Regions from separate parts of the Mus musculus genome. Here region 1 is linked to region 2. A link is a loop called in an ENCODE intact Hi-C map of the cell type or tissue named here. Cell type or tissue: left cerebral cortex. All regions are shown on one strand. Links, peaks and the distances in the headings refer to the core of each region. The heading gives the core; the rest is flanking DNA.

The links. Peaks named below come from ENCODE experiments on the same cell type or tissue, not always from the same donor. Only the 100,000 strongest peaks of a DNase experiment are listed, where the experiment ranks them.
Region 1: a loop joins it to region 2, with 4 times the contacts of the local background. A loop is called at or near these places in 7 of 42 quality-filtered maps.

Annotation. Positions count from the first base shown.
Region 1 is chr1:10,487,245-10,489,744 of GRCm38, reverse strand. Cpa6 (carboxypeptidase A6) reads left to right here. Exons shown (of 11, transcript NM_177834.4): 3 at 796-920. Among named protein-coding and RNA genes, the nearest start is that of Gm25253, 67 kb to the left of the region's middle. In left cerebral cortex, for the core only: a CTCF peak has its summit at 1,331 (motif pointing left); no DNase peak of the experiment used is centred there.
Region 2 is chr1:10,750,317-10,767,190 of GRCm38, reverse strand. No RefSeq gene overlaps it. Among named protein-coding and RNA genes, the nearest start is that of Cpa6, 39 kb to the right of the region's middle. In left cerebral cortex, for the core only: a CTCF peak has its summit at 7,404 (motif pointing right); a DNase peak (open chromatin) is centred at 7,412.

The sequences.
Region 1 (2,500 bases), core at 1-2,500, 270 kb after region 2:
CTCAGTAAAAGGAGTGGAACGAGGTAAAAATGAAACTGTGCACTAGCATGAAGGATTAAGAAATGTGTCTGACAATCTTATTGGACATGGCAGGGGCTTAAATTAGAATGTTGTCAAGTTGTCTCCTTCTGGAGTCTTACAAGACTGGTTCAGACCTGTCTCTGGGGACAGTGTGATACAGGCCTAGCTGTATCCTTGCCCAGGGCTAACAGATGGCTGGAACGACCCTCTGCAGCTCTTCGAGCCCCACACTTTAGTTTGCCCACACTGTGGACTGGTTTGTTAGCTGACTCAGATTTGTCCTTGCAAGCTAGCAGAGAGACTATCTACATAAGAGAAAGAAAGCAGACTCTTTGCCCCCCCCCACCAATGAAAGCCTGTCTCCCCTATTTCAATACTGTAAAAGTAGGGGCAAGGCTACCAAATGTAATGAACCACAATTTCCTTATGTAGCAGAAAAAGTCTATACCGTTCTCTTTCTTGAAGTTATTCAAATATTTATACAGTAAATTTAAAAGAATAATTTTAAACCTTCACCTCATTTTTTACCTTGTGATGTAAACGTGTTGTGAATTGAGATCAAATTCTATTCATCAAATTCATCTGACTCTGATGAAATTGGGGGCACAAATTCAAGCCAGATGAAATGAGAGTTTAACCCTACAGGCATAAGCACTGAGTCTACTCTGCATGTGTTTGCTGCTACTATAATCCAACAAAATAATATGCTTGTCATCATGACATGGTTTCCCACCTATACTACATATGAATTATAGGTTGGTTCCTGCACTATAGGTGGACCTGTGGCAGCCCAGCAGTATCTCCTATGTGTCAGAGGGGACAATTACTGATGTCCATATTTCCCAAAATGCTTCCAGAACCCTGTTAGCGTTCTTACAGGAAACCCACATCTACTACAAGTAAGCATTCTTTTTTATTTGCTACAAATTTTATTTGTACTAAATCCAATTGAATAGTGACTGTATTCAGATTGTTTATCAAGAGTTTCCACAAGGGTTTTATTTAAGTGGTATTTCATTGTGAGACAATAAACATGTGTATATCCATATTTGAAGAACTTATTTGCCTAATAGGGAGTAGGAGAAATCACATAGACATGCTACTTCACTGTGTACACTAAGTCACCAATTGCAATGCAGATTTTTACTGTATAAAGAATCAAAAGCCAACTGGTGTTGCTAAAAAGGCCAAAGGGAAGGCAGAGAAGAAATGCCTGCTCTGCAGCAGAAAAGAGAGGATAAGGGACCTGCCAGATGTTGGGGACAAGCAAAGGAAGATACAAGGCCACTATGAGTGGTGCTGCCCCCTGGAGGATATAAACAAAAGTGCCTCATATTGTGGATGAGACTGTAATAGCAGAAGATAGAAATAGCCCAAATAGCCAGGGGAGGCTTCCCAGGGTAAAACTACCCAAGCTCTACACTCTGTTGGAGAGAGAAGAGGGAGAAGTCGGAGGAGGACACTGAGTTTTCTAGCATGGAGAAAACCGAGCAGACAGATGTGAATGAATGTGCACATTCAGACGGTTTCTAAACGAAGAGTTGCAGCAGAAGAGAGTAAGTCAAGACAGTTATGCGAGTCAAAGAAGAGAATGGTTTCAGAGAGTGGGATGATGATCCACAACTGCAGTGAACAAGAAAGGAGCCAACTAGTCTCTGAATTTGGTGATGGAAATTATATTACCAACGTTCGTGGGGAGGTTCAGTTGTGAGGAATGGAAGACAGAAAAGTGACAGATGCGAAGCAGAATCTATCTCCTAGCAGTGGTTATAAGAGAGCAGAGAGCAAGAAGTGACCACTAAGACATACGGCATCAATGGCCACTCAGAAATCTTGAAATTGTGCCAGAAGGAGAAACGTGGTGTGGTGTGGTGTGTCTACAGCCTGGGGAAGGACCATTAATGTGGTAGATTCTAGTGATACCAAAGAGAAGATTTGAACAGTAGGAAACAGACTCATCTTCTAACATGGAAGGAATAAATATGGACAATTTAAGATAATAGAACCAGCCATCATGCACTATCTAATACCAGTATTCTCGAGGTCGAGGCAGGAGAATTACAAACTCTAAGCTAACCTGGGGTACACAGTGAGTTCTAGGCCAGTTCCAAGATGGCATTCCCCACCTACCCCAAAAAAGGAGACAGGAGAAGGGAACCTGTAATTGGAAAGAAAACTTAGCTGGTGGTTTCTATAGTAATAAACAAAATTATTTACAAGGCGTGAAAAAAAATGGATTCTAAAGAATGTTACCAAGAGAAAAAAAACAGAAGTAAGAACTGACAGCCTGGTTGCTGCTGAGAAGAGAATCTAATATTGGTAGAGGGTTGGTGGTCTGTTGGATAAAGACATAGAAAGGTTGGCATAGTAACTTTCCCAGTGAAATACTGGTTCAAGGGTTTATCAGTGGTATCTAGTCCAGATGAAGAAGGGGGAGACTCTGGGCAGAATTGTGGGAGAATGTAGAGGATTGGAGGAG
Region 2 (16,874 bases), core at 6,421-8,920:
GTCTTAGTCAGGGTTTCTATTCCTGCACAAACATCATGACCAAGAAGCAAGTTGGGGAGGAAAGGGTTTATTCGGCTTACACTTCCATACTGCTGTTCATCACCAAGGAATTCAGGACTGGAACTCAGGCAGGTCAGGAAGCAGGAGCTGATGCAGAGGCCATGGAGGGATGTTCCTTACTGGCTTGTTCAGCCTGCTCTCTTATAGAACCAAGACTACCAGCCCAGAGATGGTCCCACCCACAAGGGGCCTTTCCCCCTTGATCACTAATTGAGAAAATGCCTTACAGTTGGATCTCATGGAGGCATTTCCTCAACTGAAGCTCCTCTCTCTGTGATAACTCCAGCTGTGTCAAGTTGACACAAAACTAGTCAGTACAGGTTTGAATAATTGAGTTAGGAAGAGTCCCCCTAAATGTGGGTGGGATCCCAGACTAAATGAAATGAAGAGAGTAACCTGAACAGAATTATTCATTGTTCTCTTCTTCCCTTCTTCCCAACTGTGGATGCAGTGTGACTAGCAACCTGCTCCTGCCACAATATCTTCCCTGCCACCGTGCATTGCAGTCCCTGGAACTGTATGGCAAAGTAATCTCTTCCTTCCTTCCTTAAGGTGCTTCCCCCCCCCCCCCCCCCCACCCAGGTTGTTGTAGCAATACAGTACAAGAGTCAGGACGAAGAACCACGAAGCTCCTCTAGCATTCAGGGGAGAGAAAAAGCAATGTCTTCCTCTGGAATTCGGAAAGCATTCTTCAGTTTAGGCTGTGGTAGTCAGGAGACACATGGGATGCAAAGGGACAAGGTAGTGGGAGGGAAGTGACCTGAGGTTGAGAGCTAGAATAGAACATAGAAGTTCGGAAGGGCTAGGTGTGGACTTACCTAGATGGATCAACAATCAGCAACCAGGATGAGAGAGATGCAAGAGAGAAGTGACTAGGATTTAGAAGTTAGTCATTTAAACACTCCCTCCCCTTGTTGTTTTAGGCTACCAAGTCTGCAATATTTCTTTCAAGAATCCCATGATTATTTCCTTGGCAAAATATGGCATACTGTGGCTTAAACAATGCGGATTTATTCTCTTGGTCAGGAAGCCTAATATCAAAGCAGATTTGGTATTTGATGAAGACTCGGTTTCTGGTTTTTTGAGGGCATTTTTTTCATTGTATCTTTGCAATCTTTGCAAAGGGTTAAAGGAGCTTGAGGCTGCCAGTTATATTTCTGTTCATAAAGACTGCACCCTCATGACCTAAACACTCCAAAAGTCTTTACTTTCTAAAACTACCGCATAGGGTGGTATGTTTCCATAAATGAAATACACAAGCATGCAGATCATAGCAGTGACTGTATAACTAGATCTAAGAAATGCAAAAATCAGGTATAAACTTTGGAAACCCAGTGATCTTCCTATGGAAATGTCTGTCTACACAATGTTTCATTCATCATCCTGGAATAAAGCAGATGTTTCTGTCAGCACAGATATTTAAGGGGATATTGGTAAAGTGGGGGCAACAGAGTGAAGGGGTCTTATGGAGGGTGTTGAAGCATGGTGAAGGGCTAGCAACATCTGGGAGCCATTAACCCTTATGAGGCTTGAGGGAGTAAGGGAAGTGTGGCTTTCTGGAGCCAGGGATGACCAAGGCCTTGACAGTGAAGATCAAATTGTACACACTCACTAATCATGTTGATTTCTGTAACAGTTGGAGACTTTAAGAACTAAAATCTAAAGAACATTGTCTCTTTCCCTGTCAGTCATGACATATAATACCCTGTTCTGGGTTCTAAGAGTTGGACCAACCCCAAACATGGCTAATCTTTTCTGAAGATCACCTTTGATATGCTGTATGAGTTAAACATCTGGCTTCATTCAAAGGCAGAAACTGAGGGACCTCTTAGCAGCCCCATATTTAGCAGAGTCTCATTCACGAGGTACTCAGTGGAGATTAGAGCAGTCTAGAGTAGGGTCTCTGCTCCCTAAAGGGGCTCTGAAAAACACATGTTCTCACTCAGACCCTATGTGACAGCTGTCACTTATTTCTCAGCCACAGAGGCTAATGTGAGGAGCAGTACAGCCTGCCACTACATAAGAGCCATGAAAGCAGTGGCTCGGAAGAGCCTGGAGATCCCCTGGGCCAGTAAGCAATTCCCAAAGGCTCCTAAGAGATATCCCTGGAAAATGAGAGAAAGGTTCCCTCCAGGAAACACTTTTGCAAAAGAAATCCATATAGTATAACTACAAAATGCAAAAGCTAACACATTATTTTTTTACTGCCACCCTTACAACTTTTGCTGAAATGCATAGAAGAAAATGATCACATATGCACTTTACAGATGAACAATTTCTCCAGCTTTTCGATTCTTCCTCCATCAGGCTCAAAATAGGTAATTACTGAAGCAAATGAAAACCTTACAATGATCCCAAGGCTTTTAAGGAGCCATCACCACCTACACATTGGGCTGCAGGTCCTTTGGAGAATATTCCACGTGAACCATATCTGAGTTAGATGGAAAGTGAGAGCTTTAGTTCTGGCTTTCAAGCATGTGGTGCCATAAATTATCAGGATGCAGTTTATAATTAAGGCTACAATTTCCCACTAATAATAATAATGCTTCGATGTGCATGGATTTGGCTGCTTATTACCTTCTGGAATAGAACTATGGTTTGGAGTAACTGAGCCTTTGCTGACTGCAATGAGTGTGCTCTAAATTGTAATTGCCTCCCTCACCCACTCCCATCAGCATCCAAGCTGCCTACAGTACATTCTTGCTCATAAGTTTCATATTTTATATTGTATGACCTTTGTATTGTATGATCTTGATCTTAAGTAAGTGGGATCAGGCATGGAAGTCTCAGTTTGTGACCGTGAGATGACAGGACCAACGTCTGAATCCAAGGCTTTGGAGTTGTTCAGCCTAAGAATTCTGCAGAGACAGTCTGAACTAAAGAGTGTCAACCCAATGAGATGAAATCTCTCTCCTGAGAAATCTCAGCTGGAGCAGGAGTGTCCAGGAGTAGGCACAGCTGTGATAGAGGATGGTGGGAAGTGGCACCGAAGTTAGAGCTTGGCATGGAGTGCTGCAATAGCAGCTGAGGCTGCAGAATCACAGAGAAATGAGGGCAGAGAGCAGGGAGTCACCCCTTGCAATGAAACACAGAGAAGTCATCACCAAGAGGAACTTTCTTTTAGAACACAAAGGACGTTCTTCAGCAAGTGCTTCATTCCAACTCGGCCAATCCTGTCCAGTGATTGCACTGCATTAGAAGCTCTGATCAGGCTTAGGAGTTCTCTGGTGGAATTTTTAGGGTCACTTATATATACTATCATATCATCTGCAAAAAGTGATATTTTGACTTCTTCCTTTCCAATTTGCATCCCCTTGATCTCCTTTTGTTTTCTAATTGCTCTGGCTAGGACTTCAAGTACTATGTTGAATAGGTAGGGAGAGAGTGGACAGCCTTGTCTAGTTCCTGATTTTACTGGGATTGCTTCCAGCTTCTCACCATTTACTTTGATGTTGGCTACTGGTTTGCTGTAGATTGTTTTTATCATGTTTAGGTATGGACCTTGAATTCCTGATCTTTCCAAGACTTTTATCATGAATGGGTGTTGGATTTTGTCAAATGCTTTCTCAGCATGTAACGAGATGATCATGTGGTTTTTGTCTTTGAGTTTGTTTATATAATGGATTACATTGATGGATTTTCGTATATTAAACCATCCCTGCATCCCTGGGATGAACCCTACTTGGTCAGGATGGATGATTGCTTTAATGTGTTCTTGGATTCGGTTAGCGAGAATTTTATTGAGGATTTTTGCATCGATATTCATAAGGGAAATTGGTCTGAAGTTCTCTATTTTTGTTGGGTCCTTTTGTGGTTTAGGTATCAGAGTAATTGTGGCTTCATAGAATGAGTTGGGTAGAGTACCTTCTGTTTCTATTTTGTGGAATAGTTTGTGAAGAACTGGGATTAGATCTTCTTTGAAGGTCTGATAGAACTCTGTACTAAACCCCTCTGGTCCTGGGCTTTTTTTGCTTGGGAGACTATTAATGACTACTTCTATTTCTTTGGGGGATATCGGGCTGTTTAGATCATTAACCTGATCTTGATTCAACTTTGATACCTGGTATCTGTCTAGAAACTTGTCCATTTCATCCAGGTTCTCCAATTTTGTTGAATATAGCCTTTTGTAGAAGGATCTGATGGTGTTTTGGATTTCGTCAGGACCTGTTGTTATGTCTCCCTTTTGATTTCTAATTTTGTTAATTAGGATGCTTTCCCTGTGCCCTCTAGTGAGTCTGCCTAAGGGTTTATCTATCTTGTTGATTTTCTCAAAGAACCAGCTCCTTGATTGTTTGATTCTTTGAATAGTTCTTCTTGTTTCCACTTGGTTGATTTCACCTGTGAGTTTGATTATTTCCTGCCATCTACTCCTCTTGGGTGACTTTGCTTCCTTTTGTTCTAGAGCTTTTAGGTGTGTTGTCAAGCTGCTAATGTGTGCTCTCTCTAGTTTCTTTTTGTAGGCACTCAGAGCTATGAGTTTTCCTCTTAGAAATGCTTTCAATTGTGTCCTAAGCCTGATAAACAGCTTCAATGAAGTATCTGGATATAAAATTAACTCAAGCAAGTCAATGGCCTTTCTGTGTACAAAGGATAAACAGGCTGAGAAAGAAATTAGGGAAACAACACCCTTCTCAATAGTCACAAATAATATAAAATACCTTGGTGTGACTCTAACTAAAGAAGAGAAAGATCTGTATGATAAGAACTTCAAGTCTCTGAAGAAAGAAATTAAAGAAGATCTCAGAAGATGGAAAGATCTCCCATGCTCATGGATTGGCAGGATCAATATAGTAAAAATGGCTATCTTGCCAAAAGCAATCTACAGATTCAATGCAACCCCCATCAAAATTCCAACTCAATTCTTCAACGAATTAGAAAGGGCAATCAGCAGATTCATCTGGAGTAACAAAAAACCTAGGATAGCAAAAACTCTTCTCAAGGATAAAAGAACCTCTGGTGGAATCACCATGCCTGACCTAAAGCTGTACTACAGAGCAATTGTGATAAAAACTGCATGGTACTGGTATAGTGACAGACAAGCAGACCAATGGAACAGAATTGAAGACCCAGAGATGAACCCATACACCTATGGTCACTTGATCTTTGACAAGGGAGTTAAAACCATCCAGTGGAAAAAAGACAGCATTTTCAACAAATGGTGCTGGCACAACTATCGGTTATCATGCAAATTGATCCATTTCTATCTAAGGTCAAATCTACGTAAGTATCTCCTTGTACTAAGTCAAATCTACATTTCTATCTCCTTGTACTAAGGTCAAATCTAAGTGGATTAAGGAACTCCACATGAACCAGAGACACTGAAACTTATAGAGGAGAAAATAGGGAAAAGCCTTGAAGATATGGGCACAGGGGAAAAATTCCTGAATAGAACAGCAATGCTTGTGCTGTAAGATCGAGAATCGATAAATGGGACCTCATAAAATTGCAAAGTTTCTGCAAGGCAAAAGACACCGTCAATAAGACAAAAAGACCACCAACAGATTGGGAAAGGATCTTTACCTATCCCAAATCGGATAGGGGACTAATATCCAATATATATAAAGAACTCAAGAAGGTGGACTCCAGAAAATCAAATAACCCCATTTAAAAATGGGGCTCAGATCTGAACAAAGAATTCTCACCTGAGGAATACCGAATGGCAGAGAAGCACCTGAAAAAATGTTCAACATCCTTAATCATCAGGGAAATGCAAATCAAAACAACCCGGAGATTCCACCTCACACCAGTCAGAATGGCTAAGATCAAAAGTTCAGGTGACAGCAGATGCTGGCAAGGATGTGGAGAAAGAGGAACATTCCTCCATTGTTGCTGGGATTGAAAGCTTGTACAACCACTCTGGAAAACAGTCTGGCGATTCCTCAGAAAATTGGACATAATACTACTGGAGGATCCCTCAATACCTCTCCTGGGCATATATCCAGAAGATGTCCCAACTGGTAAGAAGGACACATGCTCCACTACGTTCATAGCAGCCTTATTTATAATAGCCAGAAGCTGGAAAGAACCCAGATGCCCCTCAACAGAGGAATGGATACAGAAAATGTGGTACATCTACACAATGGAGTACTACTCAGCTATTAACAAGAATGAATTTATGAAATTCCTAGGCAAATGGATGGACCTGGAGGGCATCATCCTGAGTGAGGTAACCCAATCACAAAGGAACTCACACAATCTGTACTCACTGATAAGTGGATATTAGCCCAGAATCTTAGGATACCCAAGATATAAGATACAATTTTCTAAACACATTAAACTGAAGAACGAAGACCAAAGTGTGGACACTTTGCCAAAAAAAAAAAAAAAAGCAGCTCTTTAATAGAAACACTGGGCAGTGGTGGCACATGCCTTTATTCCCAGCGCTTGGAGGGCAGAGGCAGGTGGATTTCTGAGTTTGAGGCCAGCCTGCTCTACAGAGTGAGTTCCAGGACAGCCAAGGCTACACAGAGAAACCCTGTCTCAAACAACCAAAAAAAAAAAAAAAAAGAAAGAAAGAAAGAAAGAAAGAAAGAAAGAAAGAACGACAGAAAGAGATCATGATTTGGGAAAAGTATTACAAATAACTTACAAACAGGAACTATTTGGTTTTAATACCTACTGAGCACATTATAATAGTTATATATGCATAAGTGTACCACCTTAGAGCTCTTTAAACCTATGTATGACCTCATGGACATGTGATAACATGTGCTGTTAGTTAGCATTCGCTGTTTAGATAGATGCAGTCATGAGATGGTACTTGGCTTGGAGTTCTGGCTGTGTGGATGTTTTCCCCCTGCGAATTAGCAAAAGTAAAAAACTAATCCCCATAGATTATGATTGCTACCGTAACCTCATCATGAAGAGCAGTCAAGGTCAGATCTCCCAATTCCTTGGTAGAAATTGCCTTGATGTTTGCACTGGCAGCAATTCTCACTCCTAAGAAGACTATCTGGTTGACTGACCACCAAAGTTACAGTGAACTTGGCAAATTCCCAAGAGTACAAAGTCTTGTTCTCAGCCTTGTAGACATCCATGGCCAGCCATTTGGTCATCGTGAATTCATCCCCACAATGGGCAAGCCTATGGCAGGTCCCACATGATACCTTTCTAACAGCTTAGACAGAATCCATACCCATATCTGATCTTTCCTGTCTCCTATATCTGTAATGGGGCCTGAAATTACTAACAAAGCTGGACACTAGTCCTCAAAAGTCTATTGAGAGATATTTTCAAATGTATCAAGCAGTGCATAAAATCCCTAGTGAAAACCAATTCTAACAACAGGATGGACATCTAGAAACCACAAGGCAACTTATTAATTTACAAAGACAACACCACCACCAGGTGGCAGATGTGCACATTGATCACAGCCCCATCTCCCAGTGAGAGAGGTACAAGGAAAGCCATACATTCTCCAGTTGGCTGCTTAGTTCAAGTGGATCAAAAAAGGGTACAGATAGTGTGCTGGGGCAGATAGTGTGCTGGGCACAGATAGTGTGCTGGGGCACAGATAGTGTGCTAGGGGCAGATAGATGTGCTGGGCACAGATAGTGTGCTGGGGCAGATAGTATGCTGGGCACAGATAGTGTGCTGGGCACAGATAGATGTGCTGAGCACAGATAGTGTGCTAGGGGCAGATAGATGTGCTGGGCACAGATAGTGTGCTGGGGCAGATAGTGTGCTGGGCACAGATAGATGTGCTGGGCACAGATAGATGTGCTGGGCACAGATAGATGTGCTGGGGCAGATAGTGTGCTGGGCACAGATAGATGTGCTGGGGGCAGATAGATGTGCTGGGGGCAGATAGATGTGCTGGGGGCAGATAGATGTGCTGGGGGCAGATAGATGTGCTGGGGGCAGATAGATGTGCTGGGGGCAGATAGATGTGCTGGGGGCAGATAGATGTGCTGGGCGCAGATAGATGTGCTGGGGGCAGATAGATGTGCTGGGGGCAGATAGATGTGCTGGGCGCAGATAGATGTGCTGGGGGCAGATAGATGTGCTGGGGGCAGATAGATGTGCTGGGGGCAGATAGATGTGCTGGGCGCAGATAGATGTGCTGGGGGCAGATAGATGTGCTGTGGGGGCAGATAGATGTGCTGGGCGCAGATAGATGTGCTGGGGGCAGATAGATGTGCTGGGGGCAGATAGATGTGCTGTGGGGGCAGATAGATGTGCTGTGGGGGCAGATAGATGTGCTGGGGGCAGATAGATGTGCTGGGGGCAGATAGTTGGGCTGTGGGGGCAGATAGATGTGCTGGGGGCAGATAGTTGGGCTGTGGGGGCAGATAGTTGGGCTGTGGGGGCAGATAGTTGGGCTGTGGGGGCAGACAGTGTGCTACTGGCAGATGGATGTGTTTGGGGCAGATAGACAGATGGGTTTTGTGCATTCATTTGCTCATCTGGAGCTCACCCCCACAATGGTCAAGCTCTGCCGGGTCCCACAACTCTGTAACACAGCTTAGACAGGTACTGCTACCAGATCTGCTCTTTCCTGTGCCCTGTATTTGTAATGGGGTCTGGGATTATTAATGCTGCTGTCATTAGCTCCTTGAAAGTCTATCAAGAGGTATTTTCAAATGTATTAAGTACTACATAAAATTCCCAATGAAAACATAACAGTTTTATAATAATAGATCTACCCAACTGCCTTAAGATTCTCTATAGCCTAACTTGTTCTTAGTCCTTGTCCTAGCCAGGTAAAAAAAATTAACTATTCTTCCCCTTACTAAATGAACCCAGATTTTGGCATGGCTTCTTTGAGATTATTTCTGGGTTGCTTTGGTTAAAGTTTGATAAATTTCCAACTTTCTGTCACACAATCACAATTTCTTCATCATGCTAATGCATAGTTCATTCCACTACAGAGCTGACAAGATCTATCATTTCTTCTCCACCTCAGTCCTTGAAAGATCCTTTATTATTGTCTTCAAGGATCAGCTGCTGTACAGCACAGAATTATTAAGAACCAATATGTTTTGTGTAGTCTGCAGAATGATCTATAATAACATATTTTCAAATTTGAGTGAGTAAGTTTATAAGCACATTGCAAGTCAAAGTTAAATAATAAACAGAAATAGGTAGATGAGAGATGGATGGATAGATAGATAGATAGATAGATAGATAGATAGATAGATAGATAGATAGATAGATAGATAAAATGCCAAACACCAAATCAAATGCTTAAAATATCCAGTAGAAATTGAGATTTTGAGGTAGCCAGCTGGAGTTCCCAACTGACCTTTCTCTCCATAGCTGAACTTCCTATGGCTGAATATCAGGCCCCTCTCTCAGACTGTGGACACTTTTACATCATGAAATAAATAAATAAATAAATAAGAGTAACATCCACTGGAAATAGTTTACCTTCTAGCTTCTCTAAAGTGCCCAGTGATTTAACTTGGGGGCTACTTCTCCCTGTTACAGAGTTAGGGGGACAGATCATTGACAGATAAGGCGCCCTGGAGAGTACTTTGAGATAAGCATCTTGGTTCTGAAATGCAGTGGGTGAGGAGCACAACAATTCTAGAACTAGATTCTCAAACAGTACATGACAATTTACTAATACAATGTTTGTTACACAAAATATTATAGCAAGGAGAGCCTGCATAGTGCAGTACCTTCACTTTAGCTTCCATAATATTTCTTAAACACTACTCATACACTGATTCCTAGCTCGAAATCCACTTCCTATTCTCGCTAATGTCTGGAGCCAGAGATCTGCTTTGCAATTCAATTGCATTTCCCAAGAGACTCTAGGCAAATCACCTAACCCTCTGGGCTTCAATTTCCTTCTGTGTAAAATATGTAAAGTAGCAACCATACCTCCGGAGGCTGCTGTGGATGAGGTAATCAAAGAATGCATGCAAAAGTGGTATGTATGTATTAGCAAATAGGGCATTGGGAAATAGAGACACCTAGATAATTTGCAGAGCATTTGTCACACCTAAATTCAACTCTTGTTAATTAATGCTCTCTGCAACATTCTTCTAGGTCAGAAGCATCAGGATTTTATCAACTCTGTCTATTCTATAAATTATTCTATTATAAATATTAAAATAAAATTGGGGTTAGGAGGTTATCTCACTCAATAGTGTAATTACCTCGCAACATGAAGACCTGAAATCAAGCCTCAGAACTTACATTTTGAAAGACAGGCATGATTACATGTGCTTATAATCACAAAATGAGGGAGACAAAACAGGTAGATTTCTGGAGCTTACCAAGCTAAGCAACCTAGTCTATTTGGCCAGTTCCAGGCCAATAGGAGAGGTAAATAGTGCTTGAGGAATGGTTCCTGGTGTTATTCTCCAGTGTCCCCATATTTGTATAAATATGAACACACACACACACACACACACACACACACACACACGTACTCACCTGCCCATACATGAGCATGAACAATTGTACAAAGACATATTTGTAATATATATAATATAATTTGTAATATATATATATACATATGTGTGTGCAATTTGTATATGTACAATATGTATTTTTAATATTATATATGTGTAATTTATATATATACAATATGTATAGATGTACAGTTTATTATTAAAATAACAATGTCCTAAAAATATCATTGGTCCTCTCAGGATACTTTATCCCAGAAAACCCTTGTGAGTAATCAGCCTTCAATTTTTAAACTCCCTGTTGTAAACTTTAGAAACCAAATTCTTTTTCATCCTTTGGGGTTGCTGGGAGGAAGTTGGAGAAAATCCTGTCACAATTCCTGGAAGCATTTGTTCTGCATGTCCTGCATTTGAGGAAGCCAACAGCCCACACTCTTGCTTTAATCAAAACCTCTGGAATAATCTTCCTATAATCTCGCCAAAAGGCTGGCGTAGGCTTTCCCTTCTTGGTTGTCCCTTACTATTGCCTCCTTACTCAGGGTGCTGGGTTCTTGTGTGGGTCATTCCTCTGAAATGATAAATGGTTCATCATAACTTCTCCCCATAAACCTGCTGAATGTACAACATGTAAGCACACATCCAAGCCTGAAGTCCCATCCTGATCATCCCCAGGAAGCTTTGGTCCATTCTCAGGCCCTTACCATTCCAGATCCTTGGTTTCCCACAAGAGACAGAGGTTTCCTCCTCCCATTATCCAAAGCATAAGGGGAAACTTGTGATTATCTTTTATAGACACATGAGAATCTTGACATGATCTTCATCACTATCTCATACTCAATGAAGAGGATCCTCTGATATTTGAAGTTAGTTGACAGGAAACTCTTCTGGCTACCACACAAGATTCCCAGAAAGTTTACATTCTCTAGATGTGTTTAAGAGTCAAATGGCTTGTGTTAATGAAAATTTCCATAGTGTGTCTTCTGCAAGAATGAGGAGGAGAAGGAGAAAGAGGAAGAGTATGGGGAGATGAGGAAGGGGATGAGGAAGAAGAGGATGAGGAAGGAGAAGAAGAAGAAGAAGAGGAGGAGGGGGAGTAAGAAGGGGAAGTGGAGGAAGGGGAAGAGAAGGAGGGGAAGAGAAGGAGGGGAGAAGAAGGAGGAGGAGGAAGAGAAGGAGGATGGGGAGAAGGAGAAGGAGGAGGAGGAAAAGAAGGAGGAGGAGGAAGAGAAAGACTATCTTTCATCTTAGCAGTCCTGTTAACAAAATTAGTTCAATACCCAGAGGTGATGATGCCCTTTACGAGTCAGCATCAGGGGGAGGCCTGGCATTTCACACACAAGATTTAGAGACAGCAGCTATTTATGAAACTGAAAAGAGGGGCAATTTACAGATCTCAGAGAGTTTTCTTTTGAAAAATTGTGCCAGGTACACATTTTATATTTTCACCTACTACACAAACAAGTTTCTTAAAATATGAGAACTAATTTAACACCAGTGATATATACTAACAATTCAAAGGCACTCATATCACATGAAGATTTCAAATGTTAACTGAAATGAGGTTCATGCATTTATGTATAAATACATATATATACAAATATATGTTATACATGTAATATATATATATATATACATAATTTATAGAGAAAACTAAACTTTGTTAATGTTACATTAAATCTGGTAGTCATATCATAAAACCAATTTCTGTGTAGAAATTGATGCCTTCCTTCAAACAATAGTCATCAGATCAGGGCTGCCAATATGGCTCAGTAGAGGAATATAAAACCATCTAGCATTTTCTAAAATTTCTGCCCTGCTTGTGGACAAGAATAACCTTCTAACCCTGCTGAAAAGTCATTGTTAAATTATAGGGAATTGGAATAGGAATGATGTTGGGACATCAAAGAGAAAGTTAGAAGATACCTGGTCACAATAAGCCTTATCAAACTTTCAGACCTGTTTTAATATAAAAGTAAGGCACTAGTTTAGTCAGGGTAAATCTAGATTGCTGATGAAAACACAAAAATATATCAATATGAACATCTTAAGACATGGGAAAAATATCTCATTCAAAAGCTAAGCCCTAAAAATGACCACAAAATTAACTTTATACCTAAAAAAATCCCAAATGGCTCCTGATGGATCCTTAGGAAGAAAGAGATAGACTCATACAAGCAAATGAGTTCACTAAGAGGAAAAAAAATGAGAAGGTAGATTGGGGACACCATGCAAAGCATTTTAAGTGTCATTTTGAGGGGTATATTTATATACTTAATGAAATTCTGAGACACTTGAATAATGTTAAATGCAAATAAAAATCTACAAGAAAGAGGTCCTTGTGGTTTTGTACCTGGACTTGTCTTTCATTGACTTCAATGATATGAAAAAACACAAAGAAGAAACATTCATCAGATGTACTGAACAATGAAAAATAGTTAATAGATTTTTGCTTTCTTCCCCAAAGACTGAGGGGAAATTGGGTTTAAATTAGCTCATATAAAAACGGAAATTTTATGTTGGTTCAAAAGGCAAATCTAAGGTTTTTTAAAATAATGGTCCCAGAGTAGTTGTATATGCCATGCTATCTCAGTTGTAAGACTATGGTTTGCAAAGTTCGTATTGCTCCCAAGTACATCTCTAGCACTCAGTGTGAGCCTCTTCCTCCCCCTTCTGTGAAGCTTTGTGATGACATCAGATCCATCTCTGGGCATGAAGATTTGTGTTTTCCTCCCCAAACTCATATGTTAAAGCCTTATTTCCCAGCATAATGGCATTAAGAAATGGGCCTCTGGGAAGCAATCCGGGCTTTAGGGTGGAGTCCTTATGGATAGGATAAGTGTCCTTTATGAAAAACATTTTTTCATTATTTGGCCTATCAAGATACAATTAGAAAGTGGCCATATGCAAATAAGAATGCTCTCAGTAGATATCAAAATTGTCAGCACCTCACTCTCAGACTTTCCAGTGTGCATAACCTATGAGACTATAATTACTTTAAGCCAACCATCTTATGGTATTCTGCCATGATAGTCCAAATTCCTTAAGAAATCAAGAACCCCACCAGGATACTCCAGGTTGATTTTTCTGCCTCAAAATCTTTAGTTTCCCTGGTCTGGCTGTGTAAGGTAACAGTCTCAGATTCAAGCACTTTGGAAATGTACATGTACACTGAAAAGGGGGAAGTTGTAGTAAACAAAGACAGAGGGGTGGTTGGGAATTTGCTTACATGAGCCTTTATTTAAAAAAGAATCCCTTTTTTTTTTTTTTTTTTTTTTTACCATGAGCTAATTAAGCTATACAGAAAATGACATAATTAAACTTACATACGTAAAGACTGCACTAACCTCTGTAAAGAGGAGGCTGAAGAGGGGCATAGTGGGTAAGAGGTTCTAGAATTGTGAGAAGGCATGTATGACCATCTAAGGAAGAGATGAGGGAAACATACCAAATTGGTACCGGGAAGGTCAGAAGGAGTTGAATTCTGCACATATGTCAAAGAGGGTGACACCACCTGGGTGTGATGGTGCACACCTTTAATCCCAGCACTTGAGAGGCAGAGGCAGGTGAATTTCTGAGTTCAAGGCCAGCCTGGTTTACAGAGTGAGTTCCAGAACAGCCAGGGCTACACAGAGAAAATCTGTCTTGAAAAAAACCAAAAAAAAAAAAAAAAAAAAAAAAAAAAAGAGGGTGACACCAACACAATTTTCTGACAAATTCAATGTCCTCAAAGAAAAAGGAGTCAATAATAATTTCTTTTGCACCTGAGCAGATAAAAGGACACAGTTGCCACCAACTTAAATGAAGCCTTTATTAGAAGTAGGTTTGAAGGACTGTGTTAGGCTAGAACCTTGCCTTCAGTTTTGGCTATGTTCATTTTATCATGACTATTAGACATCTAAATAGTGAATTTAAGAATTTAAAATATATGGGGAAATTCTGACCTAGAAATATAAATATGACAGTATAAGAATTGTCAGCATTTTGATATTTTTTTAGTTTAGAGACTGGGTGGGAATCAATGGACGACAAGTAGATGATCAGAAGCTGGATTCTGGTAAACCCATGTAAAAGGGAGAACAGAGGAGGAAAGGAAAAGGAAAAGGGAAAAATACATGCATACATACATATAGTCTATATATATATATATACATAATTGTACACACATACATATACATACATTTAGTTGGTTGAAAGAGAAATGGGGGTAAGTCTATCAAGAAAGATTATCAGAGACAAACCATCACAGCTCTGTCCCAGGTCAAAGCCAATGGGCAACACAACACAACCTATGTGTAGTCACACCATTACATAACCATTACAGAATGGAGTTCTCCATTTGCTAAAAGCCACTGACCTATTCCATCTTATTTGGAATCTCAGTAGGGAAGACTTCAATAGACCTCTCCAACCATATATGATTCTGGCATTCTATTACTGAGTCATTATAGTTTGGAGAATTATTTAAAATTTGTATACATAGGACTGATAAAATCTACTTTAAATTTGGAAGAGTCACTCTAAAGCCCTGTAGAAGGGTCTCAGAAGTGATAGAAACAAAGAAAACTGAATGAAATCTTACAGCTGTGAGTTTAATGTCACAATGTATGTTCCAATGGCAATTCCACAAAGAAGGCTGCCTCAGATTGCAGGAACACTGTCAGACCCTTCCATGGAAGAGCTGTTGAAATTCTGATTGGATATTCGATGCTTTCCTTTAATTCAGAAAAGCAATTAAAGCACCTGGAGAAATCCGATTGATTTTCAGCTTGGGAATCCCATATCTACAGAGCAACTCGGAAACAGCTCAATCGATTTGCCAGCAGCTAGCATGGAGATAGAAACAAGAGTTTACTTATGATGGAGCTGAAGGGAAAATGTAAACCCAATTCAGGGTATTCATGTGGGATGCCTGGGATAAGACAGGAAGATTCTAAGGTTAGGAGAATGTGGACAAAAGTTCAGAATTTGGGGGACATCTGTAAACTACCAGGAATAGAAATGACCCTTCCTACCTCAACAACCACCAAGTGTCAATGGGTCCTCTGAGAGGAGTGAGGCCTCTGAGGGAATTTTTTTTATTTTGTAATTTTGACTGAAAATCTTAATCATTTTTTTTTTATTTTTAGGTCTTATGTTGGTAACCATAGCTGCTGTGAGCTGATCTGAGCAACAGCTGTGTAATGTCTTGAAGTCAGAATTTCACAGCTCTCCTTCCCATATTCCCACCAGCTCTTATATTTCATCCACCCTGTTCCTGAAATATCCTTAAGTATGGTATTAAGGGAGGTTGATGTAGATGATCCAGCTACAGCAGAACACTCAGAGTTATTTGTACTCAGCACTTTGACCAATTCTGAGTCTCTGCATTAACTACTACCCATTGCAAAAAGATGCCTCTTTGATCCAAGTTGGGCCCAGCACAAATCTGAGTATAAAAATAAATATTTACAACATAGTTTGATGTGTTTTTAATTAAAGGAGTAAAAGTTGCATCATAATTTATATCATCAAATGAAGATTATTTTATACAGAGAAAATATTTGCTATATAGCATCATAATTCTGAGACATTATATATACAAACCATACCAACAACATACAAAGCATAGCTAATGCTGTTCTAAAGATAACAATTAAGGAGACTTAGAGAGTCTGCATTTCTATAAAACTTCACTCATAGTCTGCACAAGAAACCCTGTGGGCCACAGAAGCAACAGAGCTTCTTGGACAGGGTCCCTTCAGGCCTTCATCCTCAGCCAGGAGGCAGAGCTGAGACCCAGACCTCTGGGCACCTTCTTGGCCAGAGGAGAATTGGCCTCCAGGGAGGGCTCTGACCCCAGGACACAGGTGAGAGTGCCATCTTGTATCCCGGGTCTTTAAGAGACCAGTCTGCACTGGAAAGCATGCAGGACACAGAAGCAACAAAGCTTGGACAGGGTCCCTAGAGGCCTGCATCCTCAGCAAGGAGGCAGATCTGAGCTCTGTGTACCTTCCCTGAAAGAAGAGAGCTTGCCTACAGAGAGTGCTCTGACCACTGGGACTCAGGAGAGAGTTGGACTCCCAGGAGTGCTGACAGAGGCAAACAGAATCTCAGGAGGAACAAGCTCCAGCCAGAGACAGCTAGAACATATAGCACCAGAGATTTCCAGATGGTGAAAGGCAAACATAAGTTTCTTACTAACAGAAACCAAGACGACTCCACATCATCAGAACCCAGTATTCCCACCACAGCAAGTCCTGGATACCCCAACACACCGGGAAAGCAGGATTCGGATTTAAAATCATACTTCATGATGCTGGTAGAGTGTTTTAAGAAGGGTATTAATAACTCACTTAAAGAAATACAGGAGAACACTGCCAAACGGGTAGAAGTACTTGAAGAGGAAGCACAAAAATCTCTTAAAGAATTACAGGAAAACACTGCTGAACAGGTAGAAGTCCTTAAAGAGGAAAC